Regions from separate parts of the Homo sapiens genome. Here all the other regions are linked to region 6. A link is a loop called in an ENCODE intact Hi-C map of the cell type or tissue named here. Cell type or tissue: Panc1. All regions are shown on one strand. Region 1 has its middle 9.4 kb from the start of FOXP2. Region 2 has its middle 95 kb from the start of SNORA25B. Region 3 overlaps FOXP2 (forkhead box P2). Region 4 overlaps FOXP2 (forkhead box P2). Region 5 has its middle 120 kb from the start of TFEC. Region 6 has its middle 160 kb from the start of PPP1R3A. Region 7 has its middle 180 kb from the start of TFEC.

What was found. Hi-C counts contacts between places; a loop is a spot of excess contacts. Peaks named below come from ENCODE experiments on the same cell type or tissue, not always from the same donor. Only the 100,000 strongest peaks of a DNase experiment are listed, where the experiment ranks them.
Region 1: it touches region 6 in a loop (5-fold over the local background); 52 of 110 quality-filtered maps call a loop at or near these places.
Region 2: it touches region 6 in a loop (6-fold over the local background); 10 of 110 quality-filtered maps call a loop at or near these places.
Region 3: a loop joins it to region 6, with 4 times the contacts of the local background. A loop is called at or near these places in 25 of 110 quality-filtered maps.
Region 4: a loop joins it to region 6, with 8 times the contacts of the local background. A loop is called at or near these places in 33 of 110 quality-filtered maps.
Region 5: it touches region 6 in a loop (6-fold over the local background); 21 of 110 quality-filtered maps call a loop at or near these places.
Region 7: it touches region 6 in a loop (3.0-fold over the local background); 22 of 110 quality-filtered maps call a loop at or near these places.

Annotation. Positions count from the first base shown.
Region 1 is chr7:114,403,374-114,407,373 of GRCh38, forward strand. It overlaps a transcript of FOXP2 not described here. Among named protein-coding and RNA genes, the nearest start is that of FOXP2, 9.4 kb to the right of the region's middle. In Panc1, CTCF peaks have their summits at 2,237 and 2,439; no DNase peak of the experiment used is centred here.
Region 2 is chr7:115,674,538-115,678,537 of GRCh38, forward strand. No RefSeq gene overlaps it. Among named protein-coding and RNA genes, the nearest start is that of SNORA25B, 95 kb to the left of the region's middle. In Panc1, CTCF peaks have their summits at 1,757 (motif pointing left) and 1,960; no DNase peak of the experiment used is centred here; H3K27ac peaks cover 241 bases.
Region 3 is chr7:114,537,397-114,541,396 of GRCh38, forward strand. The region is part of intron 3 of FOXP2 (forkhead box P2); the gene reads left to right. Among named protein-coding and RNA genes, the nearest start is that of MIR3666, 110 kb to the right of the region's middle. RefSeq lists a silencer at 2,158-2,452. In Panc1, CTCF peaks have their summits at 2,363 and 2,569; no DNase peak of the experiment used is centred here.
Region 4 is chr7:114,661,524-114,665,523 of GRCh38, forward strand. FOXP2 (forkhead box P2) reads left to right here. Exons shown (of 17, transcript NM_014491.4): 14 at 542-663; 15 at 1,927-1,996; 16 at 2,750-2,913. Among named protein-coding and RNA genes, the nearest start is that of MIR3666, 10 kb to the left of the region's middle. RefSeq lists an enhancer at 1-500. In Panc1, a CTCF peak has its summit at 2,198; a DNase peak (open chromatin) is centred at 2,163; H3K27ac peaks cover 721 bases.
Region 5 is chr7:115,908,590-115,912,589 of GRCh38, forward strand. No RefSeq gene overlaps it. Among named protein-coding and RNA genes, the nearest start is that of TFEC, 120 kb to the right of the region's middle. In Panc1, CTCF peaks have their summits at 2,153 (motif pointing left) and 2,352; a DNase peak (open chromatin) is centred at 2,192.
Region 6 is chr7:114,080,244-114,084,243 of GRCh38, forward strand. No RefSeq gene overlaps it. Among named protein-coding and RNA genes, the nearest start is that of PPP1R3A, 160 kb to the left of the region's middle. In Panc1, a CTCF peak has its summit at 1,848; a DNase peak (open chromatin) is centred at 1,908; H3K4me3 peaks cover 712 bases; H3K27ac peaks cover 388 bases; H3K27me3 peaks cover 1,130 bases.
Region 7 is chr7:115,849,665-115,853,664 of GRCh38, forward strand. No RefSeq gene overlaps it. Among named protein-coding and RNA genes, the nearest start is that of TFEC, 180 kb to the right of the region's middle. In Panc1, CTCF peaks have their summits at 1,832 (motif pointing left) and 2,038; a DNase peak (open chromatin) is centred at 1,797.

The sequences.
Region 1 (4,000 bases), 320 kb after region 6:
GAATTCCTGAGACTTACTCAGATTTAAAAATTATGTTCCCAGAACACTAATGTACACGAGGTTTAATAGTTAACTAATGAAAAGAGTGAATCACTGTTCTTTATACTTCTCATTGCCTTTATAAGTTAACAGTCTTTTTGCATCTACAGGAGACTCAAGTATTATTTACCATAGAACCCATTTATTGCAGACTATCTCAGGAGACTTGTGTTCTGTGGAATAGTCTATAAGAAATACTATGCTAGTGATACAAGGATACTATAGCTTACCCTTATCCTTGTCTCTAGCATTTTGAAATTCATAATTGATTACATGGCCTAAAGGTAGCACAGATATAAATCCCTAGAAAATGCTGGTAAATATTCCAAAGTGATGGAGAAATTGTTTTAAGAAATTATGAAAGAACCTTATTGGGGAACCCTCTCTAAAGCCCCTTATTTTAATAGATATACAAGAAAAGATTAACTAAAAGCATACATGGTATCATTTGAAGTTTGCAGGGCAATTCCCCGGGGACCAAAATACCTCATACCTCTTACTTGCCAGTATAGTTTATTATTCAGCAACTTATGTCTTGGGTTAAGAAGGACTGACCCTCTTTTCTTCTGCCCTCCTAAAGAAGGTGGACATTCATTTGCCTTGGAGGGCAGTGTAAATTCACTAATACTATAGTTAGCTTTATATATGGTTAGCTTTATGAATGGCTTACCATTCATTAAATGGGTAAACAGCACAGGTAGAGGTGCAATTGGGATGAGTGGGTTGGGGGAGAGGAATAATGAGTGGAGAGAAGGGGTGTCAATATCAAATAATTATGACTTTACAATTTTGTCAAGGTTTAGTCTAGTTGACTTAGAGAAATGTCGGTTTGGCAAATGTAAATAAGAATTTGGACATATGATTGAAACAAGGAAAATTATATGCTTTAATTAGTGAAAATTCTACGTAAAAACTTATAAACGTTTGTAACGGAAAATATCCTTTTAAAAAGTACGTAAAATAAGTATTATGTAATAAGTTCTAATTGGTTACATAACACTTTATTGAGCATGATCAGATACTGGTTTTTAGGAGAAAATTTTCCCTTATATATGAAGATCTAAAGTCTACATAAACCTATTCTCCTTCAGCTTTGTATATGTTTAATCTGTGGAGTAGATGTTTTCTCAGAAATGAAGCATATAAATTGCCTCAGTGAAGAAAAGGAATGTACACATTTAAAAATCAAAATCGCCTTTTTAAAATTAAGGTTTTTTCTTTTGTATAATAGGTAAACTACTGTGAAGTGTAGTTGCCTGTTTAACTTTATATCTGCTTTGATTTTTGTCAGTTTAGTTAATTCAAATAAAATTTGTGAAGTTAACCACTTTCAAGAAAAGGCATAGGAGAACCTAATTTAACCTAGAGTGTCTCTTTTATTCTTCTGTTATTCATTTGAAGTGCCCTATCAGCTTGAACTGACCAACTTCAGTCATTTTTACCCTTTTATTTTTTTTCTCTAATGTAAACTGAAATTCCCTGCTGTTCGTGGTATTTTAGTGTTTAGCATCATTTAATGAGCAGGTATCATAAAACTTAAAAGGTCCTTTTCTGTGTATCTCTGATTAGTTAGCGAAAGAACCAAATAATTTCTCTTAATATATTTTGATGTTGGCCCATTTTACATTTAAGTGCTTTTTGATGAAGTAGAAAACAATTTTTGTTAAAGTAGGATGGATTCGATCAAGTGAATATGTGGCCCCCTATTAAGTGGTAGAATATAAATTGTTTACTGGTGTTACTATATGATAGTTTCCCTTATACATTTATGTGTGTAGGTTTCTAAATAATTTACTTTTTCTGAAAAACAGATATGTAATTTGAACAGATAATTTGGTATCAACGTCCATATACTCCTTATTATAAAAGCAGTAATTCATTCAGAAGTGAAAATTCACTTAAACGATTTCACACTGCCCTTAATTGCAGTTTCTTTTAAATTAAAATAAGGAATAAACTATGAGTAAAACAAATAGTAATATCTATTAATTACACACTTCCCATTTGACGTTCATGTATATTGGACCTGACAATTGCTAATATTTTATTATTAGTGCTAATTTTGCTTTTAGGAAGAAAAGAATATCTCTGTGAGATAAATAGCCTGCAGCCAAAATAATGAGGCTAGTAGGCAAGTAAAAGGTCAGATAATGTGTAATAAGTTACAGAGGGAATTGTGTAACGTTAACATTGGTAACAGGTAAAAGATGTAATAGTGCTGCCTACTGGTAAGAAATAGTAGTGTTTAAAGGGTAAATGAAAATGGGTGTAGTGTTAAGTGATATACATGGTTATTTAAGGTTGCTACTGTTATCTATGATGCAAACTATTTTTTCGTTAGTATTTAATAGAAAATTCACTATGAAGTCTTTGAGATTTAAATTTCTGGTATGATATTTCTGGATTTTGAAATTTTTATTTTTGGAAAATTTATATAAATAGCATATTGGCTCTCTTGCTCCCTCTTTTTAATCATGTGATACCTGTATAGTCTGTCATATGTATGGCCCTTCTTTGATAATGCTGACTTTTTTTATGGTCAGCATTTCCATAGAATTTGTAGTTGAAAAATAAGACATTGCCAGTTATGAGAAATAACTGTCAATTTTAGTAATACACAGGTGGATATTTAGCTAGTCCACTTACACCATTTATTCATAGAAAGAAGTATGATTTGTATATGCAACAAATTTTAAGATTTTAAGTCTAATTGGAAAAATGAAATTGGATTGCTTCTAAAGCACTAGTGTCAAAGTTTTAGCAAATTAAAAATCAAGTGTTCACATATGTAGGGATTACTTTCCCCATGTTCCACTAAAAATAAGTTTAGTTTTCTGTGCTAGAAAAAAACATATTTTGCTCCAGCTGTTTTGAATGTATATCAGTTAATTTTCCAGTATACTAATTTTGTTTATAGTCTTGAGAATAAGTTACAGTTATTTTAACATTAGCTCAACTCAAAGTACAGGTTTTTACAAGTTTCGTATTTGTTGTGTGATGTTTGTACAGGTGTGGCATGATGGAATTATTTAAATGTGATGATTTTATTATTCTGATTTGAATCCTTATCATATGCATTTTAGCTTTATTTTCAGATATCCATTATACATGACTTATTAAAACACCATGCACTGTAAAAATAGTTGTTACAAAGTGAGGAAACTGCTATTTCATTATGTATAACTTTCTCACTTACATAATGCAGTTTCCATTCTGAAAAAGAATTGAGTCACAACTAAATTGAGGAAAAAGTTAAAAAAGAAAGTGTTTTTGAATATCCAAAACTTGCTTTCTAGAGAGAGGAAGAGTAAAAGCCATAATGTCTCCTTCGAGGCATAAAAGCACTCTTTATATATTTATTCTTTATCCCTTTCTTTCTCCCTCAGTTCCCGCTTTACCTCCTCCCTCTCTCCCTAGCCTAAGTCTCTGTCTTTATCGCTACAGTACAGTATATTTTCCTATGGTAATTTAGACTAACATTGCCATTAAAATACAAAATTAGAAGTAAAGTTGGAAGCGTTTAAGAATTATTTTTGAGAAGTTTATGTCTGCTTGTTTTAGTAACTTGAACAGAGAGAAGAAGGGAAGGAGAGAACCAGACAGGAGGAAAATGAGAGAAATAGTAAGAAAAGGGAATAAGAGAGGAAAAGACAGAGCTGAAGGCTTGGGAAGAGGAAATAAATCAGATTACATTATATGCAAATTTTGAGTACCAAAGGAAGATAAAGTGTGAAAACTGTCTAAACGTGTGAAAAGTTGACATTTGTATTCTCGAAATCATTTTAACAGTCTGCAAAAGAAATTCATAAATAAATAGTAAATAAAATATTCCTGGAAGGTTTAGTGATGTCTAAAAGATAAATAGTTGGAATTACAATTTAGATTGCTTCACTAATATAACAATCAAACATCAGACCACCAAGAAGGTGTTTTAATAGCATAGAAAATAGCAACGCATTTC
Region 2 (4,000 bases), 1.6 Mb after region 6:
GTAAATGGCAACCTTCAACAATAAAGGTTAGATTTAATCCAAGCAGGCATCTGACAAGCTGCTGTACACGTTGAATCCATATCAGTGTGACCCTACCACAGACCTCCTTTATCCATTAATCTACACTTCTTTTAGCAGAGAGTTGAATTAGCTCACTGACAGGGCATTGCCTGCTGATTAGCGTACATCATTCTATAGAGCAGAAATAAAAGAATCACCCTCCTTCATTTAACTCCTCTGTCCTACAAAATGGTGCTAATTTTCCATCTTTCCAAAAGCAACAAGTTCGTATTTAGGTTACACTGAGGCTCTGGCTTCATTATTGACATTTTTCAAACAATTTCATCCAGACCATGTACAGGGGAAAAGAGAGCTTCACATTTGTGAGAGTGTGCCTGTGTGTGTGTGTGTGTGTGTGTGTGTGTGTGTGTATGTGTGTAAATCTGGCTAAGTATAAGTTGGACACTATGTTTAACAGTCCTATTTGAATAAATTGAAGAAAATCAAATATGTTTTTACTAATAAATTGCTGTTGTTTCTCCTCCCCAAAAATTCAAAGCAAAAAATATTTACTGTAGTATAGTGACTGGTAGTGGTTTTAAATCTTTATTATTTAAAAGAAAGGTAGGTAAAAGGTTGTTTTGAAACACATTTCTAAAATATCACTGATAAACATATTTATTTTGTCTGGCTTTCATTGAAAATGTCTGTATCATCAGAACTATGCTGAAGTAATGATCATTGCTATATATTTTTTAATAAAATGAAACACCACTTAGCCACCAAAATACTTAAAAACATGAAGTAAAAGTAAAATTCTTTGATTTAGATCAATCTGGTAACAAAGATACAAAACACATTAGATAAAATAATTTCTATGACATGAAACAAGTATGCATTTTAAATATTATTTTGAGAAACCATGCATTTTGGACAAAGTAAATTCAACTACTGTCTATCATTAAATGCATTTAAATGTTAAACCTAATACGGCTCATACTATATCATGTCACTTTCACTGCTAATCACACAATTTCCTATAATTTTTTATGCACTTGGCTGGCAGAGAAATGACCTCTAAAGTCACTAGTTAAGTAATAAACTTTATGTATCATTCTTTTGTTAATAAAGTACTTCAAGCTGTGACTTCTTAATTGGATTAAATACCCATTTTGTGTTTCTATCAATCAATATTTATTTAGAAACTGAATTTGGAGGTTGGCAGACGTGAGAGGAGGTAAAGAGAATTGCTCAGACATCTCTGAAAGACAGTAAATTTAGACAGGTTAGATGATTGTGGACTATGTTATTCCACCTGATAACATTAAGTCTTCGGTTTGCACACTATTATTTTCACAAACCCTAGTTCATCAAGAAAACAGTATTTCTAAGATGAGAGTATAATTTTAGCGAACACTGCTTTGCCAGTTATACAGTGTCACTGGGAAGTACTGCCTTCTATAGGTAGTATTTTCAGCAATGACGTACAATTGTGGCCCCTTTTCTCTATGCCAAAGCATGCAAAATATTCAAGAATGGCCTATTCAGAAGAAGGAGCAGGTAAATTCTTTTTAAATCTTACCATCTATATTAATGGACCCTTTACAACTCCATATATGCTGCAGTTTGATGTTTTGAACCAAATGAGACGACGGCAAAATCAGAAAGGAAAAATAGCACTGAAGTGCATCTTGCCCCTTAAATCTCGTGCTAGAAACAGGAGCAAAATTAACGCGCTGGAGCCATCTTCTGACTGCACGGAACTGCGGCATCTCACAATGGACGCTGCGTTAATAAGTTAGGTGGCCAGGATCTTGCCACAGACACGTCAGGTTTTTATATCCTGTTTCTTTTCCCTAATGATCTGCCTTAATATGTACTTCACTTTGATTCTCTTCTGTCTGCTTTCCATCTTTTAGAAAAGAAACAATGCAATTATTTGGATTTGGGTTTCATTTGTGACAGTCTTTAAAAGAAAGAGCTGTCTGTGTCTACACAGGTAAAAAGATCCAGTGAGAGGAGGCAATTACCCAGAATTTCAGGCCCCAAATTTTGCAAAGAGAATGAAATCCAAATCTGCTGTTGGGAGGGCAGGGAGTCCATCTAAGGGACCCAGACTGAAAGATTTCTAACTAATTGCTTTATTGAAGAAAAAAGTTATTAAGGAAACAAGTCTTATTTTAGGTTATTCTTTCTACTGTACAGAATGTCAATTTCAGATGTGTTTCAGAGCCATTGAAATGTGTGTGCAGTAAAAAGCACAAAGAAGTACGTGCACTGTGCACCAAAGTTAAAAAGCACAGCTCCTGTTTAGTCTCAAATTCTCAGGGCCACAACTGTGGCTAGCTAACCTTTGGAAAATAAGCAAATTTAGTTTTCGCTAACATTCAGAGTAGAACCATATTGGCATAAATCCACACCTAGAGACTGTTTACTTGAACTCTTCTTCGCCTGATATACCTGTAAAAAGTGAGAGCTGAGAGAAATACACACAAATGTGCCCTTTAGGATCTTGTGACCCCAGGAGTATATTTTCCTTTATGATTTCAAATATTTAATCAATTACTCTGCACACACAGCATCTATAAAATGTTTTTCGGTATATTTCTATGAAATGCAGAAAATGTCAACATTATAACAAACTTGCCATTAGAAATTATTAATGAAAAATATTCCAAAAGAAATCCACATAAAATGTGTCTACCTTCCCAACCTACCTACATGCTTTGAGTTTAAAAACAGGGGAAATCTGGAAATAATATTAAAATATTATAACCTTTGTTACAATCTTCTGCCTATATAACATTATATCAAAAAGGTATTTTATTGTTTAATTTGTATATAACAAAAGTAAATATTAGTATTCTGTAACACAAATATATAGCTAAAAGACAGTTTTAAATGGTCAGGATTCAAATACTAACAAACACTAATGGAATTTCTACAACTTGAAGCTCTAAGATTAGTTTCTTCCTTTCTTTCATCCTCATTTCTTTTCTTTCCTTGATAGTTTTAAAACAGTTTTTAGTGCTGAAGAAAAAAAAAGTAGTTCTTGATAATAAAGATTTTGTAGAGTTTTTTGTTAAAAAAAGAAACGTCTAGAATTTTCAGTATAGTTTTTTAATTTGACTATATGCATGTATGTATACATATATGTAATGGGGAAGAGATTTTTCAAGAATGGCATAAAGGGCTGAATTTGATGTCAGTTTAATTTGTCAGTATATTTTAATGGTTCCCTGTCCATTGTGGTTTGTCTCAGGAGTGCAAAAGAATGCTCAGAAGAAGAAGTTTCCCAGTATTGGTGGCTGCAAAAGCTTTTTTATATCCTTTTCATGAAATTTTAGGTCTTGCTGAATAGGTGTGCTATGAGACAGGAAAGAATATAATACTGTATCATTAGTAAAAAAAAAAAAAAGAGTGAACTGTTACGTTTGAGGAAATAAAAAGACTGAAAGTTAATTAACAAACTGAGTGGAAAAAATAACATCCTCTAAAATTTTATAGAATGTAAATTTATAACCATCTGGCCATAAATTGCTGATGCTGATGAGTAGCAAGTGAAGTTTGTATGCACAGCCTGGCTTCAGCGTCTTTGGGAGGGGTGAACTTGGCGTGACTTTTTGTTTATTTGCCCTGGCCTTGATTTTTTTTTGAAGCATTACATGACCTGCTCTGTGAAAGAAGCCCTTGTGTTACAACGTGAAATCTGTTACAAATATTTACCATTGGGGAATGCAGGAGCGTGGATAAGTGCCAGCCAGACTAACTATAAAATTCACTGCACATTTTGGAACTAGTTACTCAGATCACACTGGGCTAAAATTCCATTTTCTAATGAGATCATGCTGCCACATATTATTGGCCTTTTGTGCCATCAAATTATGAATTCCATACTTTTCCCTAGATAAAATATTTACTTTTAAATATCTGGATGAGGGCCTGCATGCCTTAACAACCACTGTTCATCTGACGACGGCGGCATGCTAACGTTTTAAAC
Region 3 (4,000 bases), 460 kb after region 6:
GAAGTATAGTTTTGATAGAGAACTATTTTATAAAGTTTGAAAGAAAATACAGATTTCAAAACCTGTTTTGATGGCTCAAGTCACAAGAACAATATTCAGTTGCTTGTTAACATTCACCTGAATTTCTTTTCTCTGTTAAGAAGTGGTGGCCAGATTTGAAGTGTGACATGGTACAGAGTCTATTTTTAGTAGACTAGTATTTATCTACTATTATTTTTTCATTTACATTTGTTCAGGATTTTGTGCTACAGATGGCATAGATATTAGCATGTCTAATGCAAAATGGAAAGAAGAAAACATCACATCTGACAAGCTTGAGTGCCAATTGTAGTAGTGATTTCACTTTCATGTATAGATATCTGAATATATGTATTTGAAACATGTTTACATAATCTCATTACATGAAACACCAATTGAATAGGTGCAATCAGCAAGTACATTGATTAATGGCATATTGATGAATAATATATAAAGATTGTGATGCAAATGGGAGCCAATATTAACTTAAGCATTACCAGATGTTTCTGCTTTACATTCTTACTGTGTATACCAGAAAACATATCCTAATAATAACAGCCAAAGACAGCTTCTCACTTTAATTTGTTTTATTTATTTAAATCTACTCCTAGCACTTCCTAGACTTGATATGTTCATAGTGATCCATAATGAGGAAAGTTAGCCAAAAAGAATAATACTTAATCCTTTCAATTTCATGAAACTAATTTTCAGTTTAGAAAGAGTAAGTTAACACATCACCCCACACACACATAAATGCCAACATGCACATACACACATGCACACTTCCATAATCTGTAAATTTAAAAAAATTTTTGTAAAATACATTTTCAATTTTCTAGCCTATGACAAATCTACTTAATTTAGTTTAGATATGAAAATTGGTCGCATTATTGTTCTTGTTACATTTACAGCCATGAGACAGACTTGTGGTTCTTCAACAGCTGTGCAGAGCAGAGACGTAAATTTAAGGTAAATGCCATTGCTTTGCTATCTTAGATGAATATTAGTTTTTAGCATTGTAATCACTTCCTTCATTGTAGGTTAATATATAATATAAAGTTCTCCTTTCTAATAGGTAATTGAATTATAAAATTTTTATAATTCTGTCTTAAGAAGTTCAAGAATGGAATAGTAAAAAGCAAAAGAGAATTAAACTTGGGGGTCTTATTCTGACTCTGCCACAAATAGTTATATAAGTCTGAGGAAGTTACTTGACATCTTTAAAATAAAGATGTTGGGCTAACTGATGAACAAGATCTTAAATTCCATGGTTAAATATTTATTTTGTTTTCATTTTGAAGTAAGTGAGGTATCTTAATTTTTCAGGATTGGGTATATCTTGTTGGATATTAGCTTATGAAGTAAGGATTATGTTTTTGTTTGCTTGGTTTTTGTTACAAAACATTTGTTTATTAACATGCCCCATCCAGAAACCGTGCCTTGGAAACAAAGAATTAAAGCCCATATGTATGGAAAACCATTGCGCAAATATAATTCTGTATATCTGAGGAAGCTTTGTTTTGTTTCATGCCTTGAAATATTATAAATTGAATTTATGAGAAATGTAAGCTACATAAAAATTATTTAACCAATGTATTTACTTTAATAATCTACATTGAAATGTTTTGATATAATGCAACTTAACATTATTTTTACTTTACTATTTCATTCCAAATTGTTAAAAATAACAAAAGCTGACAAAACCAGAAATTCTATAGTAAACTAATTATCAATACTGAAATTCCATATCATATGTAAAAAATCAAGAATAAGTTATAAAAGTTTATAATTTGTAAAATATTCTGGAGGAAAATACTAACTTATATGGGATATAGAATCACTCATTACAAAATGTATTTTAGGAAATGATAACATTTTATTTATGTAGCGATAAAGAATGAAACTGAATATTTCTTTTTCAATATTACTTTTAAATATAATGTAGAAGAAGTGGAGAGAAGCTAAACCACATTTTATTCCAAATAAAAGCAGCATTGCCAGAAAAATTGAGATACGGGTTTAAATAGAGCGATCTATTATGATGCCAGAAATTTAGAAATAAGTTTTTAAAGATATTCTTTACTATTTATATTTTCTGTGTATTGAAAGATGAACAGGAGGTCTAATACATTATTTCTTGATCATAAAAAAAAAGAATTTAATTCAAATACTGTTTACAAGAACAGACTATGTCTTGTGTGGCTCTTATTTTCCCATTCCAGTGAAGAACATTTCTTAAAAGCAGCATGAAATAGGCAAATTTAAAAGAATGTTATAGAATACAATTTTTGTTAAACTATGATGATGTTTCTATCCATGACCAGCTGCTCAAGGCTGACACCCTGTGGAGGAGGGTCTGGGACATTGAGCTCATTACTACTAAGCATGCTTGTGTGGAAAACTTACCATATGATCTACTCATGGCATATAGAAGAAAGAACCATGTGTTTCAGATCTGAAGCCTGCCCTTGCCATTAATAGGGCTTTGGATAGAATAACCTGATCTCTTTGGAGCCTGTTTCCTCATCCCTAAAATAGGAATAAAGATACCCAACCTTTCAAGATTGCTGTGAAGACCAAAAATTATATTATATAAAGTACTTACCGTAAATCCTTGGATAAGGAGTTAATAAATAATTACCATTATGCTAGCCTCCAGGAAATTGGTATTTAATTCAAGGTTATGATATATATTCTATATCATAGCATTTGGCCGTAATTTGTTACTATTACCAGCTATTTCAATGATTTGAAGTATGCCCTTGTTGTAATTGTGTGTTTTAAGGAATACTAGAGTGTTTTCCCCTGCTATAGGCTCCCACCACATATACACTTCACACTCTCCAAACATAAACTTATATTTTAATGTTTATCTTCTCTATTAAACTGTAAGCGATATGACAGCAGGAATCATGAATTCCCTGCTCTTCTCTAGTGCCTAGCACAGTGCTTGGTGAATAATAGAGCTCAATAAATAAACTTGTTGAAACAATGAATAAGGAGGAGATTGTGCTGAGTGGAGCAAAGGAGATTTGGAGGAGGAAAAAAAACATCCATTCATTCAGTATAAATTGAGTGATTATTTATCATGTGTAATGTCCTCAGGGACTTATGACTTAGTTGAGGAGATATTCAGAGTTGCACACAAATAAAAACATTATTGGCCACAGTGGATGTGCTGTAGAAATGGGAAAAACAGAAAGAACAATAAGCATTTAAAAAAGAAAATTAACAATTCAGGCTACAAGTGGTCAGGGAAGACTTTGTAGAGAAGGTAGCATGTATGTTGGGCTTAAAGAAAAGGAATTTGGTAGATAAAGGAATTTTTGATGGAGAATTTTTTTAAAGATGTCATCAAAGATGTAGACATAGGAAATTCTGAGATCTGGTTGGGCAAGTGTAAGTAGTTTGTTTTGATCAGCCTAGAGATATCATACTAATGTAATAATGAATGGGTTGGGGGTTAGAAATACACATCGCTGATTGTATAGAACTTAAAATGTCAAGCCAAGAAGTCAGTATTTTATAGATTGGGTAGAAGGGGCTATTAAAGTTTTTTGATGAGGAAGTGAAATTATCAAAGCAGTGGTCTGTGAAGATAGCAATGGAACATTTGGAGGATATTTTCAGGGAAGGGAATTCTGAGAAACCTGGAATAAGGATAATCCTTTAAAAACTATTTAGGTAGGCATGATGATGACTTAAGCTTTAGACATGTTGAGTTTGAGGAGATGGCAAGACAAGAAAGTAGAAATAGCTAGCTTTTAGCAAATTTGAAAGAAAGCTTGACAGAGGGGTCAAGACTAAAGAGAAACATTTGGGGAACAACACAGAAGTGATAGATGAATCCATGGTAGTAGAGGAGATTTCTGAAAAAGGTAATTTGAAAAGAGGAGCTCAGTAACATTCACATTTTTTTAGAGCAAGAAGAAAAAGCAGAAGAGACAAGAGGGGACTAGAGCAATCAAATTAGCATTGGATT
Region 4 (4,000 bases), 580 kb after region 6:
ACTGTAACTTGCATATGTCATCTAATAATACAGAATAAACAAACTCTGTCATTTCATTATTATAGGGATGAAAAGAATGCCTTTGAGCTTATTTGCATAAAGCTTTGTGCAAAATTAACACTTGTCACTGTAGCCTTTTTAGCATTTTAATACCTCAAGCAGGACTGGTTCCTTTGGACATTTCAACCATCCCTGAGTGCTTGATCAGGGACACAACAGAGCTGACCTAATTGTTCTGGCATTTTCAAAGATACTGTAATTTGTACAGATATTGCAATTTAGACCAGTTCAATGAAAGGAAGGTTTTGACACAGCTATTATTAAAATAGCTTGGAAGGTTCTCTTATCACAAAGTTCAAACTGCAGATTCCAGTAATTTGTAAGTTTGAGGTTTGTAATATCATGCCATATTTTGATTTTAATACTTAAACATGTTAAGATTTTTCACTCTGATTAAGTAAGATCAATAATGTAGTATGTTGGGCTGCCTTATTAGACAATATTATTTTTGCCATTTTTTCTTCTCTTCTGTCTGCTTTAGAATGCAGTACGTCATAATCTTAGCCTGCACAAGTGTTTTGTTCGAGTAGAAAATGTTAAAGGAGCAGTATGGACTGTGGATGAAGTAGAATACCAGAAGCGAAGGTCACAAAAGATAACAGGGTATGTTTGTGATAGTTTTGTAATCCTGTATCCTGCATCCACCAGGAAAAGTAAATACTTTAAGTTGGGGCTGGGGTGGGGAGACAGTTAGCTTAATGGCATGCTAACATTCTCGTGGCAATGAACTGCATTTTGAATCTAGGTGTAGGTGGCATAAATCAACAGTAGCCTATCAATTTTTTCCGTAAAAATCATCACAGGACTGTTTTGGTTACTATTTTCATCAATTCAGCATTTCTACGTGTATCAAAAAATTGTTTTTCAAGATGGAACATGCTTTCTAGAGAGAGAGAGACACTTCCTGTTTTTATACAATACAGTAGCTTCCAGTAGAAGCTAAAAGGCTTTTTAAAAATGAGGCTAATTTTGCATATACTGGTAATCCTGAAAGTACCTTTTTATGAAGAATTTATGAGAAGACTTTATAAAAAAATAAGGCTATTTCTTTCTCAAATACTCTCATTTTCCAAGACAAACTTTATCATTTGGACCTACCTTGCTTTTACTCCAACTGTGATGGTTTTCTGTACAGTGCTGTTGAGATGACCAAGGTATACTAGTGTGAGAAAATTACTGGCTGGGAAGTTTGAATTTTGTTTGTTTTATAGAGAACAAGACTGCCAAACTTAAGTCCAAAATATAGTAAAACACATTTTGTGCTTAATTAACTCCATGTAGAATTTACTTATTCCCCCAAACTTCTACTGCCTAATATGAAGAGATGACTTTAATGTATTTTATCTACTATTGGCCCTTGACTTTTGATTTCTATAGTCAAGTATGTGCTAATATCTGCATTCAAGAAATAGTTAATCTATTATGTTGTCATTTAATTAACTATGGTAATTTGTTATGTTAATTCATGGTGTTCTAGAAATTAACCATTAATTATTTCCTGATTGCATCAAATTGGTAATTGTATTGTATATTTACATTTTAAAAATTTTGTATGAATGTTGCTGTTCTTGCAAATGAAACCTTCACACAACTAGAAACAGGTTTAAGGATCCTCAAGGTCATGTCTCACTTTGCCTGCACACCATAGTCTAAAGTTTCATTTCTTATATTCCTGGATCAAGTTAATATGTATTATGTAAAGGGTTATATATTTGAACTCTATTACCTTATTTTTGTGGCCTTATATACATCCAGTATGGACTATTAGTGTGAGACAAGCCAGAACATACCTTTATAGCTGAGACTATTGATATCCACGTTTTATATTTTGACGTATAAATGATCTTTATATATTTTTTTTTTCAGAAGTCCAACCTTAGTAAAAAATATACCTACCAGTTTAGGCTATGGAGCAGCTCTTAATGCCAGTTTGCAGGTAATGTACTTTCCCAGTTTTGTTGTATTTGAATGTTTAGGGCTTTTTTTTTTTTTTTGGCATGTCTTTGTATTTAGGTGAGATTGTGATTGTTCTTAATAGTTGGTTTATCATCCAAGTTGTAGTACCTAGTACTATAGACAGCACTGGTTCTAATTCAAGCTACTTTTGATGTGAAGAAGCAAGAAGGACACCCTGTGGCAAAATCTGGAACATTCGGTTTTTCTGCAAATGCTAGATTGATAGAAGCTTTTGCAAGTGCATGTGGCTATGCATTAATATTTATCCAGGCTGTCATAAATGATTTCACATCATAGTGTTGGGGAACATGGTGCTTGTGGCAAAAACTTTAAAGTTTAATTATAATATATAATTTTTATGCAGAGGAGGCAAATGTCAGGACTTCTTTATTTTGAGTTAAGTTCTGGTCATTTTTAAAAAGCAGAGCAACTGCTTATATTAAACTGGAGTATTTCATTACATGTGTGGATTCAACATTTCATTATGCCAAAGGTTGAAACATGAGTGAGAAAGTTTGCTGCAAGGACGATTGTTTATATTTTCACATCGCACTTAATTTCCTTGCATCTCTGCCACAAGTAGCCAGTTAGGAATTTTTTTTCAATACATTTTCTTTTAATCCTTCTAAAATATCTATTTCCTTATTGGAACCCATTAAAAGAAGATACATGTTTTAAAAATTATTTTAAATGCCATTTTGAAAGTTGTTTTACACAATCTTCATTTCACTAGGCTGCCTTGGCAGAGAGCAGTTTACCTTTGCTAAGTAATCCTGGACTGATAAATAATGCATCCAGTGGCCTACTGCAGGCCGTCCACGAAGACCTCAATGGTTCTCTGGATCACATTGACAGCAATGGAAACAGTAGTCCGGGCTGCTCACCTCAGCCGCACATGTAAGTGTGGTTAACAGACTCTCTAAAGGGAAGAATCTATATTAATATGCTTCTTAAATTTAGAATTTTTCCGAAGTTTTTACTGTTGTATAAGTTGAAAATACAAATTTAAGTGGAGTTAAATTATACCACGTTCATAATATGACAAAGTTTATCAAAATCGGTTTTAATACATTTTTTAGATGATCTCAAATGCCATATCATTATTGTTCCAGCAGTCCTCTACAGATTCTTAGTACTACTAATGTTCTCTTGGGCATAAAGCAGTGTCTAAGATGAATCTACATCTTATGGGTCATTATCACAGGTTGGTTTGTATGGTGCAATAAGAATATTCATGATGGAATAAGTTGTTATAATTTTTACTACTGTTACAGGTCTCTAAACCATTTATGAACTGTAGTCAAGATATTGCCCGTTTTTATAAACCGTAAAATGCAAAGTTTAACTGTTACCCACAGTTTACATAGAAGCTAGTAAAGTGTAACTTTTTGCCTGTCTTATAAATCAGTGTAATTATATATTCAACTTTAATTACTGGTGCGTCTGTATTGGCAAGGTTTATAAGTTATATTTTATGCAAGACTACGATTCCTATTAATATTTAGCAGCTAACTATATCATTAATTACTCTAAAATCTTTCCCCTACCATCTTTTTAATGGAGCTGAGAGAGTAGAAGTATTAAAAATTGATGTATTGTGGATTTCAGAAATGTGTATGACACTTTAAAAAATGCCTGGCTTTTTTCAATAGTGTCAAGCATATTAGTGTCTTGTTTACTAAAATGTATTGACCGTGGTAGAACTCAGAATTCAGAGGAAAAAAATTTGAATCTGAATAATGAAGTGTGTACACCATTTAGCTGTCAGGATGAGTTGTAACTCATGTCTATACTTCCTAGAATTAAACGTCACATACTTCTAATTACAAGTTATTGAGGTAAGATTAGTCCTTTCTCTTATTTTTATATTGTCTTCCTTTATTTTTCCATTCAATATCTAGTAAAAGGTCTGAAAGAGAAATATACTCTTTATATGTACCCATTTTCACTTGACCTTTCACAGGGTATTATTTTTGTTGTCTTT
Region 5 (4,000 bases), 1.8 Mb after region 6:
AAAAAGAAAAAGAAAAACTATCACATAGAACCGTTTTTCATTGCTCTAAATTTGCTAATTTCGTTAGTCTAATTGGGTGTTATTGATTGGGTCAATCCATCCTCATTAATTAGAAGATGTTGAATTAAATAAAAAAAAAAACTACCGGAAGCCACAAATATTAGTTCCTAAGTTAGAAACAGAAACATTAAGAAAACATATTTTAAGGAGCATAGTGTCCACTGATAGATAAAAAAATAAAAAACTTTCTTGCATTGAATGCCTATTCTAAGACTCCATCTTTCCTAAAGATAGCACTTCTTTTCACATTCCCTTAAAATGAGACAATGAATATTCTGTAAAACATAAATTTTTCCATAAGAAAATAACATTAGCATGTTTTTCACCTTCAAAACATTTAGAATCTACATATCTCCGTGATGTATACACTCTGGATGCAATATTACTAAGCTGCTGTTTGTTTCTTTTTAAACAATTAGGACTTCTTCTCATCTACCAGAATAATACAGTCATTTAGGGGTCCTACAGTAGTCACTTAACCTCTTTGAATAAGTCTCTTCAACTGTAAAATGAAAAAAAATGGTCTCTGAGACTCCTTTTGGAACTAAAATTCCACGAGTCTGTGATGTGTATGCTATCATCTTAGCCATTTGAACTGCCCAAACAGCTCACCTGAATGTGCTTTTATTGAAGCTCCTGTCACTAACACAAAGAACCTAGAACTTTGGAAAAATGTCTGTTCAATTTAGTCACTCCTGGAAAAAAAAATTCTAGTCAATCCCATTATTTGATTTCACTGATTTTTTTTCATTAATTGATCAGTCATTCAGTTAAAATACTTGAAGTTGTTACATGTGTAATCAGCAAATACACTGATATGTCTGAATTGGTGTTGAAAGAAAAACATGTGCTTAACTGCTTAATCAATTACACTTGGAGGAGGAAGTATCAGGTAAATTCTTTGGGTAGCAGAGTAGTTTCAATAATGTCAATAATGCATTGTCTATTTTCTGCTCCCATTATAGTACAGTTTCTGATTCTCAAAACTGTTGTCTGACAGGTCTGTGTTCTCCTGGCCAGGTTGTGGTACATTTTGCAGCTTGTCAAATTTCCTCACTTCCTCGTGCCCTTTTTCATTATACAGTATTGCTCTGTGCTTAGCCACTGTATCCATTCATGCAGACATACTCTACCTTCAGTATAACACTAAAATTGATTTGCTAGGTGTTCCTTTGCTTCTTCACATTTCACATCTTCCCATTGAATTTCTTGTGTCAAGAACACAGCTCTGTCTTTTTACTTCCATCCTCAAACCTGAACACTCTTTGGGTTTTCTGAATATTTTAATAGCTTTGTGACTGATGTCAGTGTTTTTTATTCTGCAGTACTTTGTTCAATGCAATTTTATATTATGTTTTGAGAGTATCCTACATTATTTTCATTTTAGATTCCATCTGTTTAAAAATTATTTAAATTTCCTGGTCTTTTCACAAGAGTTAATGGCAAAAGCCTTTTTTCTTTTCTTTTTTTTTTTGGAAAAAGCAGTTTCTAATTAGTATTTTCTTCAGAAAACACATATTAAAAACAGAAAACTCTATAATATACTATAGATTTGTCCAAAGTTAATAGTCTATTTTCTGTTCAAGGACTAGAACAGGAAATAACAAAACACTAAATAATCCTACACAAATTTTAAAAAATGTGTGTGTGTGTGTGTTTTACTGCAAAAGTGAAAGACATGAATGTAAAATGGTTCAGGCTTACAATTACATGATCTAAGTTGACACTGGATATTAGATGTTCTCGGGAGAGTTCAAAGCCTGACCATTTAATGCTCATTGATAAAGCACATTTATTTTAGCATATTGTTTTAACTGGTCAAATTTTGAGACTTTTGGAAGTGTAGGTGAAAGTTCAAACTTCTTTACTAAAGTGTAGCCATTGTGTAATAAAATATCCAAGATGATTCATTCAGTCAACCTAATATCTACTTATCAAGGAGGAGAACAAGCTAAGGAGGTATTATATCTTTCTCTAGCATAACATGTTAAGTGCGGCATTCCAATGTAAAAGGTAGAATTGTTCCTTTGAGTAAAATAATTAATGAGCCCAACAAAAGGAAAGCTGTTACGAGAGAGACCTCTAGTGGAAAAAAATGTAAGTCCCTTGGAAAGAGGTTTTATTGTTCATGCTTCATCTGAAAAACGGAACTCACAAATGCTATTTAAGGCAGTGTCCTCAAAGCAGAAAACTTAAATTCCTCTCTAATGCTTAGAACATGCTGTTTGTCCAAGCAAATAACGCTTTTCAGAGTGGAGCCAACAAAGTGCTTGAGAGAGATGTAACTCCTTAGATATCAGATTTTGAAAAACAAGTTACAGATATTTAAGAAGAAAGACAAGGTTTGTAAAGGGGGCAGCCAGAATTTGGAGACACTGCATTTTCTAGGCACTTGAGCCCTTTATTTGTTTATGGAAGCGTTACTTAAATTGTAAGTAACTTTTTATGTATAAAATTCTCAAAGCACTTTTCTGTGGAGGGGGTTGTGAGGCCAGGAATAAAAGGACTTTCCACTTTCCCACCAATCATAAATTTAATAATAAAACACATTAATATTAATTCAGAATTATTTATAAGGAAAACAGCAAAAAAGTCCATGATACGCAGAATAGAGAGGCACCCACGTACAGGTTATTTCAAGAAAACCGTTGCTTCTGGATTATGGAGTATTTCATTTGCCTAACACTCCTTAGAAGATTAGTCCTCTCTTGTTCTCCATACAATTGCATTTAATTCATCTTCTGATGTATAATCTAATGTTAATTGCTTATTAAAAATTTTCTGCCTTAAACAACGTTAATGGTAAATAAGAAAATTAAAAAATGTTTTCTGACTAAAGATCTAGCGCTAAATACCAGAGAAATCTGAGTCTACTCATTGTGTTTTTAGAATAGGTAGTAATATAACTTCTAATTCAAACGACTGTAGTTCAGAGAGACACTGTGACCCAGAGCCACGTGACTTATAAAAGTGCTCCAGGCATAAGGAAGAAAGTGAAAGAAGTTAGTAAGCCAAGCATACAGGGTTAACTCAGCACTGAAATATGGTCACAACTGTTAAGAAATACAGCTTTGGGAACCAGTTACAATAACAATTTCTGAAATTCTATTCTATAATAATGACAAATGTTGCATATACTTCTTTAAAAATTAACCACAATAGAGCTTTAGTGTTTATTATTGTTCAGCTGTATCATCCAAATTTAGGAAAAGAGTATTTTGTAAGGCTGTTTTTATTTTCAGTTTCAGTCCCTAGTTTTCTTATCCATTTTTAATTCTGCCTATTGTATTTGATAACGCTTTCTTCAATTTCTCCTCAGGATTATGAAATGTTGGAGCCTATTTGCAGGGCAGGTTATTCACAGACCTTATATTCCTAATACTAATATATCTCAGTTAATGCTGAAGAGGTTCCATCTTTTCACTCTTCCCAAAGTCTGAGCATCCTATAAAATAGGACATCATTATTCTGAAATAGTGTAGTTCATGAATCTCTTCAAATTTGGGCCTGTGGCTGGCAGCCACTTAAATAAGAATTGGTAATAGGGTGGTGGGAAGGTGGAGAAAGGAGTTAGAGGGTGTCACACAAACTTTGTTTCCCATTTAGAATGGAGCTTTATTCAGAAAAAGTAAAACAGCTTTAAATTTTGGAGGCTTTGGAAAAGATTATTTTGTTTATATTTAAAAATAAATAAAATGGCTAAAAGAATTTTTCCCATGAAAGCGAAGCATAAGGAAACATATTTATCCACCCTCCTTTCTGATTATTTCTTCTTTAAAAGAAATTGAGTCACATTCCTAGGTCTCCATGTGTTCTTTAAGTGAAACTGCACATTTCCGTTTATAACTATCTCCCCTAACCCCGTAGAACACTGACTCTGTCAGCATATGCCCCGCCTGAATGGTTTCCTTGCACTCTTTCCCATCCTCACCCTTCTTGC
Region 6 (4,000 bases):
AATAAAAATCTGCACTGATGCAAATCTTGATATAGTCCTTTTTTTGCTCATAGCTTTTAAAAAATCAAAGTTATATTTTGCCTCATAGCCTCATGTTAGCCTTTATTTCTTAAAACTGTAGTGAAGGTAAGCTGCTGATGAGATTATGGGTTTCTCCTATGAGTCCCTGAAGAAAATTAACCCTGAAAAACATCATAAACTGTGGTTTGTTTTAACACCTCTTGCCATCAGCTTTTCTATGATGAACACTTGCAATGAACCTCTTTACACTATCGAAGAAACCTTGTAAAGTCTAATTGACTTTCAAGAGAAACGAGTCATCAGAATTTTTTTCTCCTGTGTATTACAGTGGACATGACATGACAGTTAACATCTTCAATACTGTAATAAAATCCAAGGCTATTGCCATCACTGAGCCACATCAGTTTTGATGGATGTGAAGAAACTGTAAAGACATAGAGATGTATGGCAAAAAAAAAAAAAAAGAAAGAAAGAAAAAAAAAACATTTTCTGGAGTAACAGGAACCTGATTATATGTTTAGAAACACAAAATAGTTCAAAAGCTAGTGGAGTTTTACCAACTAACTAGCTGTGTGGGCTTCCTCCATGCCTGGGCTTTGCTTAATGATATTTAAAATGAGGAGATTGGACTAGAATATCTTGACGTTTCCTTCAGTTATAAAATTTCATAGTAATTCAGAAACATACCATGTCTAAGATTAATTTCATGTTAGAAACATTAACAGACAAAGAGCTCTTGCATCAGGAAATTCCACATATTTGAATCAATGTGTAAGAAGAAATTTAACTTTGCTTTCTCTTATATAGACTATGTCTCAGAAAAATGTAAGATCTATTAAATTGAACCATATTAAATTGTCATTTGTGTTGTTCAAAGTTGGTCAAATAGAGACAAATTTATATGATTCAAGTTAACATCATTATTTTTAGTTGATGTGTTACTAACATACACAAGCGATTAGACTTTATTTTCATTGATTTTTATTTTCTGGAAAATAGAAATTTGGTAATCAAGTCCTTAACACAGAAAGGGGTACAACATTCTAGTGAAATATTTTAAGATCCTTAGAAATATAATATCAATACTATGCCATTGGAGGATTGGAGGGTTGTGAAAAACAAACAAGCAAACAAAAAACGGAGTCTTCACTGCTTGATGGAGGCTTTTGATTCAGTATTGGAATTCTTTATCCAGTAGTTATCCCCTTTCTATATTCATTTGGATAAAGCTTTCCTGGGTATAGAACCCACTTAGCCTGCAAGATTCCATCCCAGAGCAATTGATCTTTGTCTCTCCACCAAGATCAACTAAAACTGGAACCTAGTATTAACTGCCTTTCAATCAAAGTTTTAGGACACTCAGAGCCAACCTCTTAGCAGTGATATGCTGTGGTTACGTTTTTTCAAGATTAGATATATACCTACTAACAATGAACTAGGCTACATTAGAGAGAGAATTAAGTGTATTGTTCACTGGAGGATATGGGTAGCCCCTGTTGTTGAGTCTCCATGGTTCCTGCCAGCAGCCTAGGAGAAGCTAGGGGCAGGGCAGCGGAAATCTGCAGGCCCATAGCTGATTCCAAAGGGCTTTATGTGAAGGCTGGCAGATGTGGAGAATTTTTTTAATCTTCTGAAGATGAGAGAACCCGGGTAGAAGTGTGGGTTTATGAACAAATATTTATTGCTTCAGGGTCCAGGTAAATTCAGGGTATATGCTATAAAAACACAAATGAAAAATATAGTCTGTGACTTTTTTAAAAAAAGTTGGGAGAGCTCATTAGGATTTATTATAGGTCCCAAATTTTGTAGTCCCTAAGCTTAACGACAGATGGTGGTGTAACTCCACCAATTTCACAATATCTCCATTCAGTCTGATGTAACATAGATTACCCTTGATTTGACTTCGGTGAAATTAGAATTTTCTCTTTTCCCTAAATGTGTCAGGGAGGAGAATGGGGAAAAGTCGTCTAAAAGGAGTCTGCTTATTTGCTCATCTTCAGAAAACTGTAGTGGATGTGAAAACACAGGAAACTGATATGTGACTGTTTTTTCTGTGTGAAAGGAAAAATACCTTGCATTTAAGACTTTAGTTACAGGCTATTTGAAGTGAGTAGCACAATTTTGAAGATGTTATTTATAACAGGAAAAAATAGTAATTTAAAAACACCCCCTTTCCTTTCTCCCAGCGATTTCTCCAAGTCAGTTGAAATTTAAGTACAAGTCACAATTACAGAGATAAAACGGCTCTGAAAGAGAAAAATGTAGTTGTTGTTTGAAAGTGTTGGAAAAAACAGACTTAAGTGTGTGAAAAATTATATTTTTATAAAAAATAACTGAAAATCAAAGAGGTTCACTGGGAGAAGCAGTAAACTAACATTTCTAATTTGTCATTCGCGTGCGTCGCTTTCCTTCATCTTGGCTATACTTCCTCTCATCTGCGGTGTTTTATTTCGCGCAAGATGCGCTGACAGAGGCCATTTCAAACGAATTTATCTTTCACTAGGACCGTACTAGAGCAGTGTCTCGAATTTTGTTGATTTGTGGTTTCGTCGTAAAATAAACTTGAAATCAAATAAACTTTCGTGAGGAAGCTTTGATGTCCACTTGGTGAAACTCCTCATTCACCCAGTTGAGCCGTTGAACTTTCTTCTGGAACCTCTTTAAATGACTTTTGCCGATCCACGTGCTGCAAAGAAGACCTGAACCGTGCCTATGACCCTGCGCGGCGACTACAGGGACAGAATTTGGCTTTCCTTCTCTTTCCAATATGCAGCGTTTCGTTTAAAGGCTGCCTCGATCCAGTGGGCTGACCAGTGACTTGTGCAAAAGAAAACTATTCGATCGCTGTTTGCCCTTTCAGCGTTTTCCTCGGCTGCGGAAACCCGGTTTTCCTATTATTATACTTCAACTTTTTTTGGAGTCAGCTAGCACAGAGCGCTAAACCCCGGCCAGTTCCAGCAGCAGCCGAGGCGAACAAAGCCTGCAGTGTTCGGGGCCATGCTGGGGCGGGAGTGGTGGACGAGTTCAAGGAATTGCAAATAAATATATTTTATGACCACCCATCAACAAACTACGTGCCACCGTGGCGGCCCCTGGTAGCCGGGCCGTGTCTGCAGTGTGGCCAGGGGCGGGGGCTGAAAAGGAGGCGGCCGGAGAGGCGAAGCGAGCTGCGAGCCCCGGGCCTGAACTTTCACCTCTCGAACCCGGGCCCAGCCCATTGGCTGCAGCCGAGGGGTCCACCGAGGGCAGCGGCTCCTGACAGGACCTGTTTTCCCAACTCCCTGGACAGCTTCCCTGCGGGATGGGTTGGTGGCCCGGGGCATGGCAGCAGGCGAGGAGGAGATAATGGGGGCGAAGTTGAGCGGGGGCACTTGGGAGCTGCGGGCTCAGTTTCACTGAGAAAAAGGCCCCGGAAGGGTACGCGTCCACTCTATAAATATATACTCCTCCGACTGAGATGTCCTTTCGCACCTCTTGGCTATCTGTACTCTCCAGAAAGGAACGTTAGAGGCTGCGAATTTCACCAAAACGTTTCTTTGTGTACAGAAAAGTGAAAGGCTAACTAAACTCGTTCCTCTCCAAGTCTTGAGACCCTAACCCTCCTTCTCCTCGTTGGGAACTTGATCTTCCAAGTGGCCCTAGCTCTTTTACAATAAACCTTTCCCGCTCACTTACTCGGTACACCTGGAGAGAAAAGGGAAGTCAGTGGGGTCGATGTACGCGGGGGAAGAAGAAGAAAAAGAAGTGAGAAGCTGTCCACCTTTTGATTGTTCTATTCCCTTCATTTATAACCCCCCTGGAAAGGTACATCCCCAGTTTTCCAAGGATTTCCACGTCGTTTACTCTTCTTTTTTCCAAAATAGTTTCAAGTTTATTCAGAATCCGTTTTTATTGAGGTTTCCTAGTGAAGCATAAACGCAGATTACTTAACATAAAATTATCCCCACCTTTCAAAAGGGCGAGGTAGGGCCATTTGGGG
Region 7 (4,000 bases), 1.8 Mb after region 6:
AGATTTGGAGCTGAAAGAAAATAATATAGTATTGGAACACCTAGCTAATCACTTGATTGGATTTTGCATTTCTTTTGCTCTTTATAAACCTGCCTTACTAAATGCTTAAAGACCTTTGAACTTGACAGAATTCTGAACAACTTCATTCTTGAACCATACATTTTTAACTGATATTTAAAATGCTATCTGATTGAATTTTGTTTACCTCATATGAATTTTTAACTTGCTTTTGCATCTTTTGAGATCAATTTATAGTCATGATGTATTGTATAAATTTGCTTTTGTTAGCTCAAACAAAACAATTTATTTCAAGGAAGTGTGTGAGAATAATTAAGACAGGAATAGGAATCTTAGCCATGTAATCAGTCTTCATAAGAACACAGGGAAAAGAGTCATAGTTGACTCTTTATATTTTGGTTGTCATTAATTTTCTCTGAAATCGGAATGCACTCAGGTAGTGGAAGTATCCAAAGTTGAACCAGTGACTGCATTACCTTGTTGCTCACCCCCCCGACAGTGGTAATTAATGATTTTTTCTCATGTGGTCTCTCAGTTGATCTGTATGTTTTTCTTCTGCACCTGCCAACTAAAAACATTACTTTTACTGTGTGATGATGTTTTTCTACTTCACAGCATATACTAATTTAGAATTTATCCTTAATTATGCCATTTTCTCCCTTCTAGCAATTACATGTTGCCTTTTCTCTATGGTCTTTTAGCTTATGTTTCTGCTACCAACATGTTGATATTTTCTCCATATCTCTAGTTCAAATTACAAAGAAGTAGACTTTTATTGATTTTGGCCAATTAATGATCTTTCTTCTTGGGAATAACTCAATTCCAAACCACCTCATAAGTTCCTAGCTGTTTCATGGATTGACTCTCATTGAGTTGATGGTTAACTCCTGATCAAATCAGTAACCATCAGTAGTGTAAGTTCATGTGGCAGACAATATGATCACCAACTTTAGGTTAGAATCCAAATAAAATTACTTCTCTCAGCAAATTACTCACCACATGAAAGGGATATATTGGACTGGTAGAACAGACCAGAAACTTTGAAAGGTCCTCCATAGTACACAACTCAATCTAAAAATACCAATGAAAGAGAGTTCCCCAAAGAATTTCTCATCGCTGGTTCCCGCCAGTGGCTTTTATAACTTTGTATCAGCACCAACAGTGACTTCAGTTGACTGTGCTGATGAACAATGATGGGATCTCCCATGGGTTTCTCTTTTTGACAGTTCCCTATGTCCCTTACCAACAGCTTGCTAGCCTCTTGGAGAATGAAGAGTTCACAATTGCCCTGTCAGCATAACATACAACTAAGCCATAGCTGAGGCAAAGCTTTTTTAGAGTTTTTATAGTCACCTCAAATTTGCAGTTGTTGTGACCATTTCACTGAGCCCTCCTTGACTCAGAGTCAGCTCAACTGCTACAATGTTCAATATTCCCTCTTGGGGGTGGGGGCAGGGGTGGCAGGAAGGAGCTCGCTCTACCCCCTCATGCATTATAAAGATGAAAACATGTTCATTTAATTTAAATCTTACCACTGCGAATTTGGACTTTGCTTTAATTCTCTTCTACCTTTGTAAAAACTATTTATTAAAAAAAGGCAAATTCGGCATAGATGCTTAGAGTTTGAAGGAATCCTTTAGATTATATAGTCAGTACCCCTAATTTTAGAGATGAAGAGAAAAAGCTCCTCCTCAAGTACCCCCTAGAAAATATTCAAGTGGTTACTCCCTTTCCATCTGTCAATAGATGAGACTAGAACTCAGGCTCTTGACTCTTAAGCCCAGTGCTCTTTCTACTATACCATGCTGCCCCCTTGTGTTAATCAGATTTCTTAAGAATTAGTGATTTCATTCACAAGAACAAATTTTATCTGATTGAAAGAGCTATTTGCAAAACATGAATGCATAAGCTTATATAAAAGGATCAGAAGATCCGACATAAACCTCCATTTCACAGTATTTTACCATTTATTTGTATTACTATGCATACTTAAAAACATATTTGTCTTTTCTTCTAATATTAAATTATGTCTTCTTCTAAGATAAAATTAAGGCCCTAAAAGGTAAAGATCGAACACAAAGTTGTGTATTGCAGTGGGAATGAAGGGACAGTCTTACTTTTAAAAAATCACCATCTTTAATTGATCCTCAACCTGTCTTAATATATCAATGATTCTTTTTACTGTAGTTATAGATAGGGTTAATTGGTGTCCTGAGGCATCATGGAGGTCCCTGAGAAAAGTCACAGAATAAAGGGAATAGAAGAACCACCTTTTTAATAGTAAGCATTAAACATTGTGAAAAGTAATAGAAAAAATAACCCAACTTAGAGCATAATAGTCAATTTTACCATATATTTTCACTCAACCCCCTCCCAACAGAAAGTATATTTATAAATAGAAGAACAAAACCAATAAAATATAAGTAAAAAATTAAAAAAACTCTGACTCGATCTGTTATAAGAAGAATTTAAAAGTGTAGAACCGATGTATCGGGGGAAGACAGAAACAGAAGAAAAAATAGGGTAACTAATAAATGAGAGGAAGCAAAGAATTAATTATTGCACTAAGAAGGCTGATATATTGAGCTCATTTTAAAATGTCTTTAAGAAAGAATGAAGAAGAAAAATTTAAATAAGGAGGAACTAATAAAGACAATGAAAATTGCTTATAAAAATGTTAAGGAAAATGTGGAGGACATTTTAAAATAGACTAGTGATTCAGAGCATCTTAAGTAGGATTGTGGAGGCCCTTTTAAAAAAATCTGTGACCAAGACATAGTCAAACATGTAAGCATTGACTTGTATTTTATGTTCTTCATTAACTTTGAATTTTCACAAACATATAAATTACACCTTAAAATATGTATCATTCAAGAAGGATTTCACAGGAGGTGCAGAATCAGTACATACATCTCTATTGCTCTCCTTTTCCTCTTACCTCTGAGTTTCTTTCTGATCATCTTTGAAGAGATTGCTAGCATAAAATGGCATTTGACTAGCATTCCCCAATACAGCCCATTCCAGCCCTATACCCAAATGCCCAGGAAGAACAGAAAACAACAAAAGTTCATAACATTGAAAAGTAACATTGAATAACAAATCACCATTGGAAATGTTGAGAAACACCCATCTATACTCTGTAGTATATTAACCTTAGGAAATGGAGTCCATTAATTTAAACAGCAGGAAGATGTTTTGCAATTCTCTGTTGTCTAAGCCTTGAATCATGAGCTGTACAAACCCCCAAACTGTCCATCCACTTAATTCTTCACGAATGAAGGTGGCAACATCACTGTTTTCTGCCCTTCCTTCATTCTTATTTAATATTCATTCAGAAATAACTAGTTATAGGAGACCACAGAGCAAGAATGGATGAGGAAGCCAGAGAAGAACTGGAGTTAAGTTACGTTTAGCTTGCCATTAGCAAAGTATTATGGATGTTTTTCAAAACTGAAAATATCTTAATATACTACATTCTAGGGGTTTTTTCTATTCACCTAAACCACTGTTAATCACACAACAACTAGGAAATGGAAGTAGGACATTCTACATCAATACATTAGTGCTACATAGCATAAATAACTTTCCAAAAACTGAGGGATTAGGATGAGAGCTTTGAACTGGAACCTTTATTAAAGAAAAAAATATGATTATTACTTAAGAGAATAGTGACAACAAGACAACAATAGGAAACTAAGAATGCATGACCAGAATTTAAAAAATAATCATGTAAAAATTTAAAATTAGTTGATGAGAAGCACGGTCTTGAAAAATTTGGCCAAAATGCAGAAAAGAAGTTCAGGACTTGAAGAGATACTAGAGAAGATGGCTGATGCAACGAACAAACTCAGTACCATTTCTAGAAATTTTATGTAACCCCAAGGAAGAAAGCAGAGCAACTGAAACAACGCCAATTAGAAAGCCCATGTCTGCAGATTAAAAATCTGTCTTCCAGGTAAATTCCATGTAGCTGATAGGATGA